Linked DNA regions of Homo sapiens: region 1 is linked to region 2. A link is an interaction called in ENCODE POLR2A ChIA-PET data of the cell type or tissue named here. Cell type or tissue: PC-9. All regions are shown on one strand. Links, peaks and the distances in the headings refer to the core of each region. The heading gives the core; the rest is flanking DNA. Region 1 has its middle 73 kb from the start of CLDN1. Region 2 has its middle 20 kb from the start of CLDN16.

The links. Peaks named below come from ENCODE experiments on the same cell type or tissue, not always from the same donor. Only the 100,000 strongest peaks of a DNase experiment are listed, where the experiment ranks them.
Region 1: POLR2A ChIA-PET joins it to region 2 with 5 read pairs; 2 of 35 experiments call an interaction of 5 or more read pairs at or near these places.

Annotation. Positions count from the first base shown.
Region 1 is chr3:190,244,873-190,254,635 of GRCh38, forward strand. No RefSeq gene overlaps it. Among named protein-coding and RNA genes, the nearest start is that of CLDN1, 73 kb to the right of the region's middle. In PC-9, for the core only: a CTCF peak has its summit at 4,661; no DNase peak of the experiment used is centred there.
Region 2 is chr3:190,363,562-190,373,324 of GRCh38, forward strand. It overlaps a transcript of CLDN16 not described here. Among named protein-coding and RNA genes, the nearest start is that of CLDN16, 20 kb to the right of the region's middle. In PC-9, for the core only: no CTCF peak of the experiment used is centred there; DNase peaks (open chromatin) are centred at 5,510 and 6,340; H3K4me3 peaks cover 720 bases; H3K27ac peaks cover 2,323 bases.

The DNA of each region.
Region 1 (9,763 bases), core at 2,591-5,090, 120 kb before region 2:
AATGACTCTTAACTGTGTGATGCAGACACTGTGAGGCATAAAACCCAATCTGCCCTTTCTCTCTTCAAAGAGAGCACCTTTAGCCTATACCAGAGACTCTCTCTTTAAGGTTTGCAAACTGATATTGCCAATAAAATTCTCCTTTTACTACTTAGCCATCCTGGTCTTTTGGAAAGCACTACTGTATTAGTCTGTTTTCACACTACTGATAAAGACATACCCGAGACTGGACAATTTACAAAAGAACAAAGTTCATTGGACTTACAGTTCCACATGGCTGGGGAGGCCTCACAATCATGGCAGAAGGCAAGGAGGAGCAAGTCACATCTTACATGGATGGCAGCAGGTGAAGAGAGCTTGTGCAGGGAAACTCCCATTTTTAAAACCATCAGATCTCATGAGACCCATTTACCATCATGAGAACAGCACAGCAAAGACCCACCCCCATAATTTGATAATCTCCTACCAGGTCCCTCCCACAACACTTTGGAGTTATGGGAGCTACAAGATGAGATTTGGGCGGGGACACAGAGCCAAACTATATCATTCCACCCCTGACCATCCCCAAATCTCATCCTTTACACTTCAAAAGCAATCATGCCCTCCCAAAAGTCTCCCAAAGTCTGAACTCATTTCAGCATTAACTCAAAAGTCTCCACAGTCCAAAGTCTTCTCTGAGACAAGGCAAATCCCTTCTGCCTATGAGCCTGTAAAATCAAGAGTTAGTTACTTCTTAGATACAACAAGGGTACAGGCATTGGGTAAATACAGCCATTCCAAATGGGAGACATTGGCCAAAACAAAGGGGCTACAGACCTCATGCAAGTCTGAAATCCAGCAGAGCAGTCAAATCTTCAAGCTCCAAAATGACCTCCTTTGACTTCAGGTCTCACATCCAGATCACACTGATGCAAGAGATGGGTTCCCATAGTCTTGCACAGCTCCACCTCCATGACTTTGCAGAGTACAGCCTCCCTCCCAGCTGTTTTCACAGGCTGGCATTGAGTGTCTGTGGCTTTTCGAGGCACATGATGCAAACTCTTGGTGGATCTATCATTCTGGGGTCTGGTAGATAGTGGCCCTCTTCTCACAGCTCCACTAGGCAGTGCCCCAGTAGGGACTCTGTGTGGGGGCTCCAACCCCATATTTTCCTTCCACATTGCCCTAGCAGAGGTACTCCATGACAGCCCCATCTCTGCAGCAAACTTCTGCCTGGACATCCAGGTTTTTCTATACATCCTCTGAAATCTAGGCAGAGGTTCTTGAACCTCAATTCTTGACTTCTATGCACTCACAGGCTCAACACCACATGGAAGCTGCCAAAATTTGAGGCTTGCACTCTCTGAAGCCATGGCCTCAGCTCTACATTGGCCCATTTCAGCCATGGCGGGAGCGGCTGGGATGCAGTGCACCAAGTCCCTAGGCTGCACACAGCACAGGGACCCTGGCCTAGCCCACAAAACCACTTTTTCCTCCTAAGCCTACAGGCCTGTGATGGGTGGGGCTGCCACAAAGGTCTCTGATATATCCTGGAGACATTTTCCCCATTGTCTTGGTGATTAACATTTGGCTCCTCATTACTTATGCAAATTTCTGCAGCCAGCTTTAATTTCTTCTCAGAAAATTGGATATTTTTTTTTTCTATTGCATTGTCAGGCTGTGAATTTTTCAAACTTTTATGCTTTGTTTCCCTTTTGAAACTGAATGCCTTTAACTGCACCCATGTCACCTCTTGAATGCTTTGCTGCTTAGAAATTTCTTCCACCAGATACCCTAAATTATCTCTCTCAAGTTCAAAGTCCCAGAAATCTCTAGGGCAGGGGCAACATGCCAAAGTCTCTTTGCTAAAACGTAACAGAGTCACCTTTACTCCAGTTCCCAACAAATTACTCATTTCCATCTGAGACCACCTCACTATCAGCATTTTGGTCAAAGCCATTCAACATGTCTCTAGGGAGTTCCAAACTTCCCCACATTTTTCTGCCTTCTGAACCTTCCAAACTGCTCCACCTTCTGCCTGTTACCCAGTTCCAAAGTCACTTCCACATTTTCCAGTATCTTTTCCTCAGTACCCCACTCTACTGGTACCAATTTACTGTATTAGTCTGTTTTCACACTACTGATAAAGACATACCCGAGACTGGGCAATTTACAAAAGAAAGAGGTTTATTGAACTTACAGTTCCACATGGCTGGGGAGGCCTCACAATCATGATGAAAGGCAAGGAGGAGCAAGTCACATCTTATGTAATTGGCAGCAGGCAAGGAGGGGTTGTGCAGGGAAACTCCCATTTTTAAAACCATCATATCTCATGAGACCCATTCACTATCATGAGAACAGCATGAGAAAGATGTGCCCTCATAATTCAGTCATCTCTCACCAGGTCCCTCACACAACATGTGACAATTATGGGAGCAACAAGATCAGATATGGGTGGGGACACAGAGCCAAACCGTATCAACTACTTAAAGATTTATTTTTCCTTTCATTTGGGATATTATTTACTGCTTCCTGATTAGGGAAGATGAGGACTTGGCTGACCTTTACTCCTACTCCACATCACCCCTTTACAGCATATGATCGCTCCATCTGCCCAGTACAGGTATATCACAAGGGTGTTGAGATCTATGTTCAGTTCTTACACTGTTATAACTGTGTACCTTTGATACGAATTATGATTACTTTTTCCTTTTCTATACAACTTGTTACTTTTTCCTAGAATTAATAATTGCCTTTTTTGCTTGGGAGAAATAATACTTATTGTTCTCTCTTTGGGGAATTCATAATTATTTTTTTCTAATTATTTATTATTCATTTTGCACTGCATTTTAAGTATTATATATTTTCCTTCAATGTGTCCAAACACATCACATAGTCTACCAATTTCATCTTCTTGAGAATGTTTCTAGGAGTTTTCTATCTTTTTGTGAATTAATGCAATTATTTTCCATAAGTTATTGAGGTACAGGTGGTATTTGGTTATATGAGTAAGTTCTGTAGTGGTTATTTGTGAGATTTTGGTGCACCCATCACCCAAGTAGTATACACTGCACCATATTTGTAGTCTTTTATTCCTAGCCACCCCTCCCACTCTCTTCCCCCAAATTCCCACAGTCCATTGTATTATTCTGATGACTTTGTATCCTCATAGCTTAGCTCCCACATATCAGTGAGAACATACAATGTTTGGTTTTCCATTCCAGAGTTACTTCACTTAGAATAATAGTTTCCAATCTCATCCAGTTTGCTGGAAATGCTGTTAATTCATTCCTTTTTATGGCTGAATAGTATTCCATTGTGTATGTATATATATATGTGTGTGTGTGTGTGTGTGTGTATATGTGTGTGTGTATATATATATATACGTGTATATATATACACATGTATATATATATGACAGTTTCTTTATCCACTTATTGATTGATGGGCATTTGGGTTGGTTCCATGATTTGCAATTGTGAATTGTGCTGCTAAAAACATGCATGTGCAAGTATCTTTTTTGTATAATGACTTCTTTTCCTCTGTGTAGATACCCAGTAGTGGGATTGCTGGGTCAAATGGTAGTTCTACTTTCAGTTCTTTAAGGAATCTCCACATTGTTATTCATAGTGGCTGTACTAGTTTACATTCGCACCAGCAGTGTAGAAGTGTTCCCTGATCACCACACCCATGCCAACATCTACAGTTTTTTGTTTTTTTGATTATGCCCATTCTTGCAGGAGTAAGATGGTATGGCATTGTAGTTTTGATTTAGATTTCCCTGGTCATTAGTGATGTTGAGCATTTTTTCAGATGGTAGTTGGCTATTTTTGTATCTTCTTTTGAGAACTCTCTATTCATGTCCTTAGCCCTCTTTTTGATGGGATTGTTTGCTTTTTTCTTACTTGTTTGAGTTCATTGTAGATTCTGAATATTAGTCCTTTGTCAGATGTATAGATTTTGAGGATTTTCCCCATTCTGTGGGTTGTCTGTTTACTTTGCTGACTGTTCCCTTTTGCCATGAAAAAGCTTTTTGGTTTAATTAGGTCCCAGCTATTTATCTTTGTTTTTATTGCATTTGTTTTTCGGTTCTTGATCATGAAATCCTTACCTAAGCCAACATCTAGAAGGGTTTTTCCAATGTTATCTTCTAGAATTTTTATAGTTTCAGGTTTTAGATTTAAGTCCTTAATCCATCTTGAGTTAATTTTATTATTAGATGAGAGATGAGCATCCAGTTTCATTCTCCTACATGTGACTAGCCAATTATCCCAGCATCATTTGTTGAAACAGGTGTCCTTTTCCCACTCTATGTTTTTGTTTGCTTTGTTGAAGATCAGTTGGCTGTAAGTGTTTGGGTTTATTTCTGGCTTCTCTATGCTGTTCCATTGGTCTATGTGTCTATTTTTATACCAGTACCATGCTGTTTTGGTGACTGTGGCCTTATAGTATAGTTTGAAATCAGGTAGTGTGATGCCTCCAGATTTGTTCTTTTTGCTTGGTCTTGCTTTGGCTACACAGGCTCTTTCTATGCAGAGTCCCTACTTAGTGGGCCCAAATCAATAAATTCAGCCTGATCCAATTCTGTGTTCCTTCCACCATTTTCCCATACCCTTAATATCCATTCCCATGCCTGTTCCCCAGATTTCTGTTTACATTAATTAGAGAACTCAAACATTTCTTTTCAAGTGTAGTCCACCTCCTTATGGGTCACACTCTGAACCTCACCACTAGGGGCCCGCTGGGACTTTAGTTTAGTTATAGGTCTAGAGACAAACAGATATGTTGGGGGTGGCTCCTGAGGAAAATCAATATTATCTTGCCTGGCAACTGCCTCAGGTGAGGCCATCACTGTTGTGTCAGGCAGTGCAGGGTTTATCTCCTCAGATAAAGATGGAAAGGCTGATGGCAGCATGGGTCGGGGAGGGGATGTTGCCACTACTGGAGATGGGGAAGCTGTTCCTTCTGGCTAAAAATGTTCATCAGGGTTTACAAATCTTATTGTCCCCAGCTCCATCAGGGTCCTCCCACACATCCCCATCCCAAGTTTCATGGTTCCATTATTTTCCAGTCAATGCCCTCACTTTAACAGTAAACACCTGGCGAGGCTGTGCATGCATCTTTCATTGCAAATCAGCCCCTCACATGATAAGAGCCTGTGTCTGCTTTTCCACAGTTTCAGCTCTTTCTCTACAGTAGATAAGACTCTCACTCAGGGCAATCTTAGCAGAGGTGAGGCTCAGTATATGCTTCTGAAGCTGGGAGACAGAATCCTAAGTTCATCATTTTCTTTCATCACTTCGTCCATTGAACTTAAGAGCAACCAACCAGCTTCATTATGTTCCTTGGTTCTCCACATATGGTCAAAGGTATTATGTTCAGAGTCACTAAACTCCTTACCTCTCACAAGTGGTGAATCAGGAGTGTCAAATGCATTTATTTTGCATAACTCTCTAAACAATTCATGCCAAGAACTATCAGTATTCTCTATACTATTAGAAGTAGAGTCCTTAGCATTTTGGGTTCTAATCTTATCAAGCAGCCTACTCCAGAAACCCCAAAACCAATGACAGAACTTCATCCTTAATATTCTGTTCCTCTAGAACCACTCCTGGTACCAAAATCTTTATTAGTCAGGGTTCTTCAGATGGGTAGAACCAATAGGAGATATATATATATATATATATATATATATATATATATATATATATATATATATATATATATGGATATATATATATGGATATATATATATAAGGATATATATATATAAAAGGATATATATAAGGATATATATAAAAAATAGGATGTATATATATATATAAACTAGGATATATATATATATATATATATATATATATACATATATATATGTAAAGGGAAGTTTATTAAGTGTTAACTTACATGATCACAAGGTCCTATAATAGGCTGTCTGCAAGCTGAGAAGAAAGGAGAGCCAGTCTGAGTCCCAAAACTGAAGAATTTGTAGTCCAATGTTTGAGAGCAGGAAGCATCCAGCATGGGGGAAAGATGTAAGCTGGGAGGCTAGGTCAGTCTCTCTTTTTCATGCTTTTCTGTCTGCTTTACATTCGTTGGCAGCTGACTGCATTGTGCCCACCAGATTAAGGGTGGATCTGCCCTCCCCAACCCACTGACACAAATGTTCATCTCTTTTGGCAACACCCTGACAGACACACCCAGGATCAATATTTTTATCCTTCAATCCAATCAAATTGACACTCAGTATTAACCATCACACCTGCTAAATTTGAATTTCAGATAAAAATGGATACTTTTGCTTAGCATAAATGTATTTCATGCAGATATGATTCGGTTGTGGGTCTCCCCCAAATCTCATGTTAAAATGCAATCCCTGTCTGGGCACTGTGGCTCATGCCTGTAATCCCAGCACTTTGGGAGGCTGAGGTGGGGAGACCATTTGAGGTCAGGAGTTGAAGACTACCCTGACCAAGATGGTGAAACCCGGTCTCTACAAAAAGAAAAAAAAAATCAAAACAATTAGCTGGGCATGGTGGTGCATATCTGTAACCGAGGCTACTCGGGAGGCCAAAGCTGGAGAATAACTTGAACCCGGGAGGTGGAGGTTGCAGTGAGCTGAGATTGTGCCACTGCACTCCCGCCTGGGTGACAGAGTGAGACTCTGCCTCAAAAAAAAAAAAAAAAAAATCTAAAATAAAATAAAATGTAATCCCCAGTGTTGGAGATGAGGCGTACTGCTAGGTGTTTGGGTCATGAGGAAAGAAACTCCTTCATGAATGGCTTGGTGCCCTCCTCTAAGTAAGCAGTGAGTTCTTGCTCTGAGTTCACGTGAAATCTGGCTGTTTAGAAGACTGTGGCACCTCCCCCCTCTGTCTTTCTCCCACTCTCACCATGTGATGGTCCTGTTCCCCCTTTGCCTTCCATTGTGATTGAAAGCTTCCTGAGACCCTCGACAGAAGCAGATACCAGCGCCATGCTTCCTGCACAGCCTGCAGAAACATGAACCAAAATGAACCACTTTTCTTTTAAAATTATCCAGTCTCAGGCTTTCTTGTATAGCAATGCAAAAATGGCCTAACACATGTGCAATATTTGGGACATATTTATATGAAAAAAATTAGTTATCGCTTATCTGAAATTTAAACTTATCTGTGTGTCCGGTGTTTTCATTTGCTGAATGTGGTAATATTGGTCCAAACTGTTTTAGGATATTTAGCGGCATTCCTGGACCTTTATCCATTAGATGCCAGTCCCACATCCTAGTTGTGACAACTAAAAATGTCCCCAGATACTGCCAAAGGTTCCCTGGGAGGCAAAATCTCCCTTGGCTGGAACTACTGCCTTAGAAAGTGTTAGAAGTGCAAAGCATGAGGCTCCACCCCAAACCTACTGAATCAGAAACTCAGTAGGGAGGGATTTAGCAATCTGTGCTTTCACAAGTCTTACAGCTGTTCTGATGCAACTGAAGTTTGAGAACAAAATTGGTCTTATCTATTTCTCAGGCAAGTGTATCTCAGAGGACATAAATTAGTATTGCTTAGTGTAGAGACCCATGGATAATCTATACCAGAACCGCTATTGTTGTATATTAAAGAAACATCTAATGGTGCACCCTGGAACTTCTTAATCAAAATTTCTAAGGGGATGAAGAAGTTGAGAGTGTAGTAGAAAACAGGGGTCCAGAGTTCTACTTTTATTTTTTAAGTAAACGTACCCTGTGACTCTTGTATACACAGATATTTGAATACCACGGACTGGTATGGATGCCTCAGACTTTCTTTGTTTATATCACTAACATTCCCAATTCTAGTTTCATGTTTCCAAAACAAATTTCTGGAGATAAATTGGCTTCTGGTTTATACTTACCTACAGCAGTGTTTCTCGGCTCTGGTAACATATTTGAACCACCTAGCGAGCTTTACAAAAATACCAATGCCCAGTCCCCATCCACAACAATGAAGCAGAATCTCTGGGGGTGGTGTTTTCTGATTCCAGATGATTCTAATATGTAACTAGGTTTGGAAACCACTGGCCTATGGGAGAAAATGCGCTAGTCTTATCGATTCTAACATTCCAGTCGGTTTAATGTCTATGTTCCTCATTATACATTATAAAAATTAATATTCCGGTTCAAATTTCATACTCTTTTTGTGTCTCTTAAATCCATCCAAGTTCTGGGGGTCCTGAGCAAACTAGTTCTGAGAACCACAGATATATATCAGATCCTGGAGTACAACTGTATAATTGGGATATTCTCCTCCTCTACACCCCACATGCTGGTCTTTCCTTTATTCTATCTACTATCTCTTATAGAGCGTACTCAAAATCCAACTAATTTTCAGGGCTTTCTTCAATTAATTATTAATATGATATAGAAATGGCTTCAAATGTCTATCATCAAAAATAGAGGAACTTTGATGTTAACATAATCAGGCCTTTAGGTCTAACTTCCAATTCACAGGAAATATGGAAGACAGAGAAAAAATTAAGCACCCATAAGCAGGGACTCAGACTAATCTATAAGGTGGACATTTTATAGAATAATTTGCCTATCTCTTCAAGAAGTCATTATTACATAAACAAAATAATACATGAAATGAAATAATACGTTATGGCATTAAAAGGGAGAATGTTTTAAATTAAAAGAGATTTAAGACACATAACAATCAGAGGCAATATATACGCCTTAATTAGATCCCAGTTGAACAAACCAGCCTAAAATGAAGTAATTACAGTGATAGAATTTGAACATAGTTTAGGTATTAGGTGATGTTAAGGATCCATTTACATTTTTTGAGGTATGGTAACAGTATTGTGATTAGATAAGGGAAATATATTTATTTTTAAAAAACTGCATAACAAGGATGAAACACAATGTGATCTGTAATTGACTTCAAGTTACTTTAGTCAAAAAATAGATGATGCAAATATACCAAAGTGTTAACAATTGTTCAATCTAAATGATGGCCATAAGTGCTTGTCATATTGTTCTCTTTTTTCTTTTGCTTGAAATTTTCTATAGTAAAAAATAGGATAGTAAGAAGAAAAATGAAGTGAATATATGAAGGCAGAATATATAGTGGAGAAAAGTCCGCAATGGAAATAAAACCACATGAGCCTGGTTTTGACCCTGAATCATCCCCTGTCAAGGCCTCAGCTGCCTCCTATACCTAATGAGGGCTTAGAACAAGGTTGTCCTTGCTGTAAGCCTGTGGTGACTGTCTTTATCCACAATTTTATTAGCTCATATTACAGATGAGAAAACTGACGCACGGAGATGATAGACCACTCAGCTGGTGTGACAGAGCTGGAACTTGAACTGGGAACCCTAGCTCCAGAGCCTGCCCTTTAATGTCATATCGTCACTTAACAATTACAGCACCTGCCAATTCTAACAGCAAAATATTGCCCCCCAGTGTGATTTAGGACATCTCTGGGTGATGGTAAAAGTGCTTGTGAAGTTTTTTGGCAAATGTTTTTTATTGCTCATATTTCAATAATGAATATGTTATGTTACCATTTTTCTTTGAAGTTTGTGGAGGACTAGAATCCTGTAGCCAAAAGTAGCAAGCCTGAGAACAAATTTCTTTTTTTAAAAAAATATTTATTTCAATAGTTTTTGGAGTACAGGTGGTTATTGGTTATATAAATAAGTTATTTAGTGGTGATTTCTGAGATTTTAGGGCACCTATCACCTGAGCATTGTACACTACCAGATATGTAATCTTTTGTCCCTCATCCCCCTCCCATTGTTTCCTCCACCCCAGTCCCCAAAGTCCGTTAT
Region 2 (9,763 bases), core at 4,913-7,412:
ATATATATATATATATATATATATATATATATATATTTTCTTTCTCCTGTCTGGCAATTAGGGTGAGATATAGATCAATTAGTTACTTGCAAGAGTTGAGTTGAGCTGCAGCTGTAGCTGTAGATAAATTGTACTTACTATTGATGTTAACGGCCTATTTGGTTGTTTAGTGTCTTTTACACAGTGGGTTTTCTCTGATGGATCCCACTGGATTAACATGTGATCCGAAGATCATATTTTGCACCTACCCGGATAGATTCATCCTCATGTCTCTTTCCTATTCTCTTTTTTCTCAAATCTAATCTTCCTCCAGACTTCTGATCATTTTCCACTATCCTTGAATGTGTGTATATTCTTACCAGGAATTATTTCTCTTAAAAACAAAAGGTGAAGTATCAATTGTATTGCCTGAAGAATTCTGCCTGCCTAATTGGAGATTGTCTTCTCACTACTATCTTTTAGTGTAATCCTGAGTGAGGCTGTAGTGCAGAATGGTCCTTTTTATTTTTTTTGGATTGCACTATAAATTAAGCCAAACCAATACATTTGTGAACAAAGCTTATCCTTTTTCCTCGTCCTTCAGCCAGATAATAGGACACCCACATGTGAGTACAGTTTGGTTGAGGGAGATGTAGCAGTATTGCAGTGGTATATGGCTTGGGAGTCTGGGCCAGATAATAGGACACCCACATGTGAATATAGTTTGGTTGAGGGAGATGTAGCAGTATTGCAGTGGTGTATGGCTTGGGAGTCTGGATCACCCGTTCATGTAGCTCTTGTCCTGTACATGCCATCCTGGATGTACCTCTTCTAACAATAAACTGCTATAGATCTGGCTGATCTTATGACTTTGTGGTTCTGACAGAACATAGCTCATGATGAGCTGCTGATGGGTAGCTCTGGCCAAATGGTTCCTGTTGTCCCACGGGTAGATCCTCCATCTCTACCAGATCCCAGCTGCATAACAAGGACTACTTTTCAAATGGTGTTTACTTCTCTGCTGCCGATGGTATGACTGGCCTTGCTTTAGGGCCCTGGGGATTTCTACTGTGGTTCTCTAATTGCAACTTACACTTCTAGTAGCATTAGGGTCTGACTGGCTCAAGTGGTAAGGCTGCCTGCACTGCAGTCTAGAACTTTCGAAGAGCCCTTTATCGTGCTGGGTCCACTCAAAGCTGCCAGTCTTGAATGTCACTTTGTAAATAAGTCAAAGACATATTCCCAAATGTGGAATATGCTGTCTCAAAGAGGGGAGCTGAGCGTTGTCTTTTTTTTTTTCGAGGTGATTATATCGGCACGCCCCACGTCACAGAGCCCCTCAAAACTTCGCTGACATGGCAGACCCCTGAGTATTTTAGGGCTTCTCTTCACCGGGATCTGTCTCTTCTTTTTTTTCTTTAGTCAATGGATACTTGTTTTGAGAACTGGCTCAGATATGAAAACTAGAAATTTTACTGGGAATTTGCTCTCAGCCCCCTGTTTATCCATCCTTAATTTGTTTTGCTTATGTGCACTAAGTAACACTCTTTTTGGCTGTTTATCTCTTCCTAAGAACACTACGGTCTATTAACTATCTTCACAGGTCTCATGTTTCCTGGCTGCCACTCTGAACTTTACAATCATTATATGTCCTTGCATCAGGTGATTGATCAGCACCACTGGCCTATGTTCTTTTGGGATTCTCTGTTGTTACCAGAGAGCTCATTCTGTAACAGCCTTCCCTGCCGTCAGTCCTGGCCTTCTCAGGATAGCCACCACTTATCTTTTCAGCTATTCTGATGCTGCACCCACCAGTGCACTCTTTATTGTATTGGCCAGTGAAGTGTCTTTTGGATTCTTCCATAGAATATAGTTGGATGGTGGGCTTCCAGCCTTAGGTGGTATGACCATTTTGCTATGCACACTTCTTTACGCCTTTTGATACTTTTTGGTCACCATCTTCCGTGAAAGTTCTAGTATTTCTACTTCATCTAGTATGAGCCATCTTTTTTCCCAAACTTCCAAGAACCAGCCTCACAACTCTAATACTATTTTCCAGGATCCTTGACCAAGTATTAAATCTTGTATCACAGAAGAACGATCTGAAATCAAGCAACTCTCCCTTAGATATCTTTGTGTTTTACTAATCTCCTTTTATTTAGCACCATTAGAACTCTTAGGGTCCAGTATATACACAGTCTCCCAGATTCGCCAGTCTATTTTGTCTAGGTCTGGCAATTTATTCACCATTGTGTTCCATTCCTCCCCTAGCCGACCCAGTTCTTTTCAGCCAGGTATGGTGTGACTTAACCCTGCTTGTTAGCCTAGAGGAGAAGTGTTAGTATATTCAAAGTTCGAGTGGGTATATGTTGCCTTGCAAGGCACAGGCCTCTACATAATTCTTAAGCAAGGGGGAGCACTAGTCTTTAACTTGAAGAAATGGGCCACTCTTACAACCAGAGAGGATTCATGTTCGGAAAGCAAGTTTGTAAGTACATCAGCCCAGATATTGCCTTCTCAAGTTTAAAGATCCTACTTCTCAATCAATGCTTTCTGGAGCTCTTAAGTCCTGGGCCTGCTTTTATTGTCCCTGCAGCTGTGGGAAATGAGAGTATTTTTGTATGCCGCCTCTGACATTTACCTTAAATTGGTAATTTAAATTAGGATTTATAGCTTTTAGGCTTTCATTTTCTTTCTTTCTTTCTCAAAATGTATGACATGTTGCACCATCCATGTATTACTTTCCAACATTATGCCAGCCAAGTTCATCACCAGTGAAACTTTTAACAATGCCACTGACACAGCATGCCAACGCTATGAGTAATCCATCTACTCCACTGACAGGGTCTTCATTTCCAGCTGGTTAGTAGGTGATCTAACTTTTTAAAAAATCCCATTTTAAAGATTGTATCTTAGGCCCACTCCTGATACCAGTGGTCTTAAGTCACATTCCCTGGGGAAACAGACTCTCAACTGGAGACTTAGAAGCAGGAGATTTACTAACCAGTGCTCATCCAAACACACCTGTAAAAGGGTGAGAGTAAGACTGGACAGAGAGAAAAGTTAAACTTTGATACACTTACAAAAACACCTTGGCCAATCCCCCATGGAGCTCTGTGTTTGGGATGACCCTTCAGAGTTGACCCAAACTGGGGGAAAGGACCGTGACTCTCTTTTCTACGTCCTGAGATGTGGGCTGCTTTCCAGGAGGGAGGGTATCCTTAGGAAAGAAGCTCCCTATAACAGAGCAGTCGCTAGAGAGGATCTCAGTTTTGAGCAATCAGCATCTAAGTCTCCCAGCAGCTTTGGGGAGTATCTTATTCCTGCAGAGGGATTTCAGAAACATACCATAGCTTCTGCTTTATTTGATATAATATGAGCTGAGACCTCCAAAATTAAGAATGTCTGATGTACACAAAGGCCTTAAAATTGCCCCAAAGCAGCATGTGGGAGTGTTCAAAGAACAAGATACATAAAAACATTCAAGATTTTAATTTTAGCACAACATTTTAAACCACGGGTTACTTTGAAATCCTTTTTATCTTTAGTCGACACTGTTTTTCATATCTTGCTCCCCTTTGATTAGAGACACTCATTTGTCATTCTGAAAGAAATGAATATTCTTTTCTTCTTTGTTTTATGATAGGATAATACTGTCTACTCTGATAACTCCGAAGGTTTGTATTTGACCATAGATATTAAAGTGCATAGTGAAACTTTAAATGTGATAGAAAGCAAGATAATCATTACTTCATGAAACAATCTTTCTATTTTGTGACCTTTTAGATAGTTGATACTTAATATTCAAAATTATAGGCATAAATTATCTTCCCCCTGGAATTTACTAGCACACAATATGAAAGCCATCAAACAGAAATTTGGCCTGTGAACTAGTGACTCAATACTACTTCTCCAGGGTGAATTTCTTCAGCGGGAAAATTCAATACCTGCCTGTTGAATAAGGAAGGAATATATAATATATTAGGATTAGAGGAGAATCAATGTGATCATGTTGCCCAAATGTCCGATTTATTATTTGTCAAAGAGTATTACACAGAACATACGGTCTGCAAAATTCATTGTTTTTAAATGGCTTTATTATGGAAAATGAAACCTTTTCTGTTTTGTTGCCTTAACTCTCTGGCCAAAGCCTACTTTATTGTGGAACTCCATGTAATTTATTAGAATTAGTAGAATATGTTTTATGCACTTTTGGCTCCATTTCTTTCTTGAAAATTTTTAGTATCAGCAAGGTGGAGTCAGAAACAATTGTATTAATTAATATGAAATATAAAGCTGTGGGCTGCAGTAGATACATTTTTCTTACATTCCCATAATCTTTCCTCCCCCTTTCCTTCCCAAAAGTCTCTGCAATCTGCATTTTGATTACATTCCCATAATCTTTCCTCCCTTTATCCTTTCCAGAAATCTCTGTAATCTGATTTACGTTGGGTCCTGATGTGTTGGGGAAGCTGATACTGCTCCTGGCTGCAGAGTGGCATACCTGGCTGTGGCAGGCAGCCTTTAAGATAGCCCTCAATGATGTCTGTCCTCTTTTGGTATTCATACACTGTACAGTTTGATCCCACATCCTGGGATAGCCCTGTGTGATCAATAGAATTCAGCAGAATTGATGATCTGTTACTTCTGAGATTAGGTTATCAGAAGACTGTGGCTTTCATCTTGAAAGCACACTCTGTCCCTCTGAACACTCTGTGGGAAGCCTATGAAGGGGCTCAAATGACAGGGATCTGATGATCAGACAATAACTGGTGAGGCACAGAGGTCCGCCAACAATGATGGAGTAGAATCAATTCTTTCCCCCATTGTGCCTTCAGATGAGACTATAGCCTTAGCCAACAGCTTGAGATCCTGAGTCAGAACCACACAACTAACATGATCCATAGAAAGAAATGATCCATAGAAATGTTTGTTGTTTTAAACTGCTAAGTTTTGGGGGTAATTTGTTACACAGTAGTAGATGTCTAATACAGTGATTTTGACTAAACCAATCAGTGTGTTTCATTCTTCTTGAAACAGTGATAGGAATAAAAGTGGACAAGTGACTTAAGTTCGTCAATTCAGAATGACTTTCAGGGTTTTGAAGGAAATTCTTGTACATGGATATTCTCCTATTTCCTGGATGGTTAAATGTGTGTATGAGGAGGCCAGAGTCATTCTGTCAGGACAAGGAAAACCAGCATGAAGACAAAGCTGTCATTCTGAAGAGGGTAGAGCATAAATAATTGGTTACAAATGCTTACAATTCCACCTTTCCTCTGTATTTTTTCCCTTTTCTAAGCTAGCCAAACCCTTTTATTGTTTAGACTTGCTTGATTTTGATTTTCTGTTGCTTGCTACTAAAGGCCATCCCAGTGTATACATAGGTAGAGGCCCTGCCTTTAAATGTTAACAAGCATCTTAGTTTATAATGTGTTATTAGACCAAAAATGATAGTCTTGTAAAACATCTTTCAGCCTCTGATCTCAAACAGGTAGTCATAGATCTTAACCTGATTAGCCCTCCTTTCCATTGTTCTGGGTTATGCAGTCTTGTGTCATGCTCCTTGAAAGACAGATTTTTTTTTCAACATATCACTGTTATTCAACTTATTTAGGTCACTACTAACTATTAAATCCTGCTGCCATATGCAAGTCTAATTTAGACCCCTTACTCAGAAAGTCACTGCCTCCAAGGAGACAGAATAAAGCAAGGTAACTTTCACTGGCCCATTGTACCCAGCCATGTCTTTTCTTTCCTCTGTAATGATTACCATTAAGGTTCCAGTTCTAGCATATCTTTTAACTGATTCATAAAGCTATTGTAGAGCTCAGATGAAATTGTTTATTGATCTGGTTTAGAGAAGCTGCTCATAAGAGAACATGCAGTGAGAAATTGCTATAATTTGATTACCATGTCATTTTTATTACACAACAAATATTCATTATAGAATAGAAAATCTAGATAAGCAAACCACTCCACCAATGAAAATAATCTGAAATGTCTCCATAAATTTGATGTACATTATCCTAGTCTTTTTCTAATAGAAATTGTATGTATATCTTAGAAAAATGAAACTTTACTAGTATTAGTTTTATATCATTTAAAAGTGTGTTATGAACATCGTTCTATGTCAACAAACATAAATATGTTTATTTGTTTATTGAGTCTTTTGTCCTTATAATCACTTTCTCATATACTTCTTTGTACTTATCTTTAGGGAAAACAGTGACTCAAGTTAATGATCATAAACAAAATCTTACGAAAGAATGGCTGAAAAACTGACTAAACCAGCCCTGGCTCTGTTTAGACTTGTTTGTTGCAGGGAGGAACTAAATATTATTTTCCCTTGCTTGAGTAAAAGGTCTGAGTAGATGAAACCTGTGATGTTTTCACAAACTGAGAATTGGCAAAAAGCCTTAATGCGAATTTTGTATTCCGAGAAAGGCTGAGACATACAGAGGACATTTGTTTTTACCCTAAATAGCTGACATTCTTTTATATGATAGGTATGACAACGTAGTAGAAAGGCAAGAGCACTAAATGGGCCATTAGGAAACCTGGGCTCTGAAACTGGAATTGTCACTAGCATTTCTGGAACGTTGAAAGGGTCTCTTTCCTTTTAAGAAATATCTTAGAAGCATTCTAGCTCTGCTATTTTAAGTCTCTAAGATTGGATTGAAAGATGTGGTGAATCATTAGGTGTAGGTTTTGCTTCTTCAGCTATTTCCATATAATCCTGAAAGTTATGCCATTCTCTAAAAGAAAGACAGTAAAGTAAATATTTCCTCAATTTATGTTGTATCTTTAGCTACCTACTTTATGAGCATACTCATTAACTTAAACTTAGTATTTTCCAAACAAATTTTAGTGAATGATTTGAGTGTCATACATCTTGGTTATCATCACTACCAAGTTAGTATCACTCATTACGGCTTGGTTGTAAAAATTTAGAGTTTCTAAATGTGGCCATGCTTGTTGTGCATAACTTACCTGCAGGGGTGTAATTCACATGGCTATGATCTGAATGATGAGCTAAACCTACGTCATGTGCAACCTGCAAAAAAAGTGTTTTGATTTTAAGTGCACTCATGACAGTTGTGATGGTTAATACTGAGTGTCAACTTGACTGGATTGAAGGATGCAAAGTATTGATTCCTGGTGTGTCTGTGAGGGTGCTGTTAAAGGAGATTAACATTTGAGTCAGTGGGCTGGGGAAGGTAGACCCACCCTTAATTTGGGTGGGCACCATCTAATCAGCTGCCAGTGTGGCCAGAATATAAAGCAGGCAGAAAAATATGAAAAGGCTAGACTGACTTATTCTCCCAGCCTACATCTTTCTCCTGTGCTAGATGATTCCTGCCCTCAAACATCGGACTCCAAGTTCTTGAGTTTTGGGACTCAGACTGGCTTTCTTGCTCCTCAGCTTGCAGATGAACTACTGTGGGATCTTGTGATCATGTGAGTTAATACCTTTATATATATATATATATATATATAAAATATATATGCATATATAAATTTATATAAACAAATATAAATGTATAAATATATAGGGTATAATATATATATATTTATCCTATTAGTTCTGTACCTCTATGGACTATCCTATTAGTTCTGTTCCTTGCAGATGGCCTATTGTTGGATCTTGTAATCATGTGAGTTAATACATATATATAGTATAATATATACATATTTAATCTATTAGTTCTGTCCCTTTAGAGAAACCTGACTAATACAACAGTTAAACATCTCATATAGGCAAGTAGATAGATATACATGAGTCATACATATGTGAGGGTTATGCTTGCTCATGATAATTTCTTTTTAGTTTCTCTGACTTTCCTGCTGTCTCACGCTTCCAAACCCTACACTTCGTAGGTTCACTGCCATGCCAGGATATAGGAACAAGTGCATCTCTATTAAGAAGGAACTTAATAAGTCATAGACCAATAGTCCAGGCAGAAGGAATCAGGTCAGACTCTGATGTTCTCAATTTTCCCACTAATGCCTGCTCTTGAAATTACATTCCCAGCCTGTTCCTTGGTACCCAAATTATTTGCTGGTTTCCTTCAAAAAAAAGTCAGATCTATGAAGTAGTGATTTTTGTCTATTTATTCACTGATATAATCCCAGGCTGGAGGAAAGCCTTGAATTAGGAGGTGATCCATAAATATTTGTTGAAGCAGTTCATTAATAAATATTCTGTCCAATTCAACTGGCAGCTGGTAATTTGCTCATTCCTGAACCCTAGTTCCAAGTCAGATGCTCAGTCTGCCAAAATTTCTGCCATTTTCCTTGGTTATGTAAATTGAGAGACACCAGATTCCCTGACACTGAAGCCCACATATCTGCTGTCCCAGGTCACCGAACATCTACCTGGCTGGGCTGTTGACTGCCCTTGGCCACCATAAGTTTTTGCGTCTGTGCTCTCTTTCTTGAGCTGTTTGCCCTCACATATAAGGGTGTCTTAGTCTGGCTCTGAGCACCTGCTCCAGTGTAAGATGTGTTTTATCTCAGGTCCCATGCCCTGTCTCACAGTCTTTCTCACTCCCCACTTAGGTCACATCCCAGCAGGATTAGCTATACTTGAGGCCGGCTAAGGATGAGTCTTGTATTTGGACAGCATTTGGAAATTATTTTTTTCAACCCAAGACTTGGAAAGCTTTGCAAACAGAGGGAGACACCACTGTCAGCCTCATTACCAACACTTTCAGGATAGACACCCAGCTCCTTCACATCCCTGAGAGTGGGGAAATTTACTGATGTTCTCTGAACTCCAGTTTCCTCACAAACAAACCAAAATTAGAGCTAGTATTGAGCCTGGCACAGTGGAGCCTACCTGTTTACCCAGATACTCAAGAGGCTGATGCTGTAGTATCACTTGAGGCCAGGAGTTTGAGACAAGGCTGGGAAACATGTTGAGACCCCCTTCCCCCCCAAAATAAAAATAATTTAGTTGGGCTTGTCGCACACACCTGTAGTTCCAGCTACTTTGGAGGCTGAGGTGGGAGGATCAATTGAGCCTAAGAGTTTGAGGCTGCAGTGAGCTGTGAATGTCCTACTACCCTCCAGCCTTGGTGAAAGAGCAAGACTAGGCCTCTAACTAAAAATAAATACATAAATGAGTTAAACAAAAATGAGCTAGTATTTGTGAACCTGTGTAATGTGGCCCTTTGTCCCTAGCAATTTCATTCAAATTAGCTTTCCTTCAATCCTCTCCTTAAAGGAAAACATAAAAGCAGTCATTTGTCAAAGGCCTTCTTTAAGTATCAAGGTCTTCCCAATACGAGGGGCTTGTACCTGTATCTGATCTGCTTTTGTGAGCCTGAATCTTTAGCTCCATGGAGCCCAGTTCCTGTTTCCTGACTATTGACCCCAGCCATTTAACCCCTCATCTTTTTCTTCCTTCTAGCATTTCTGCCTGTGTCGGAATCCTTACTGTACATGCTGATAATCTGCCTGACTCTTCAAAGGGCAGCCCCTTTGTTTGTTCTGCCTTCCAGTCCCTGACATAGCCTACCTGCTCTGTCTCTCAGGTGTTCTTTATCTGACATTTGTAGCATTTAGGAAATCCAATTTAGTATAAGAATTTTAACAGCTGAGAAGTCCCTTCCCTTTCTCCTTATACTTTGAAAATGAGGCTCAAGGCAGTGATATGATTTTTCTAACATAATAAATATCTGTTTCAGCAGGGGTTGCAGGGTTTCTAGAGCCTTAGTCCATTGACTCACCCAATCTGCTCCTTGTCCCTCATTCATCCTCAGGGAGTCACTGGGCCTAT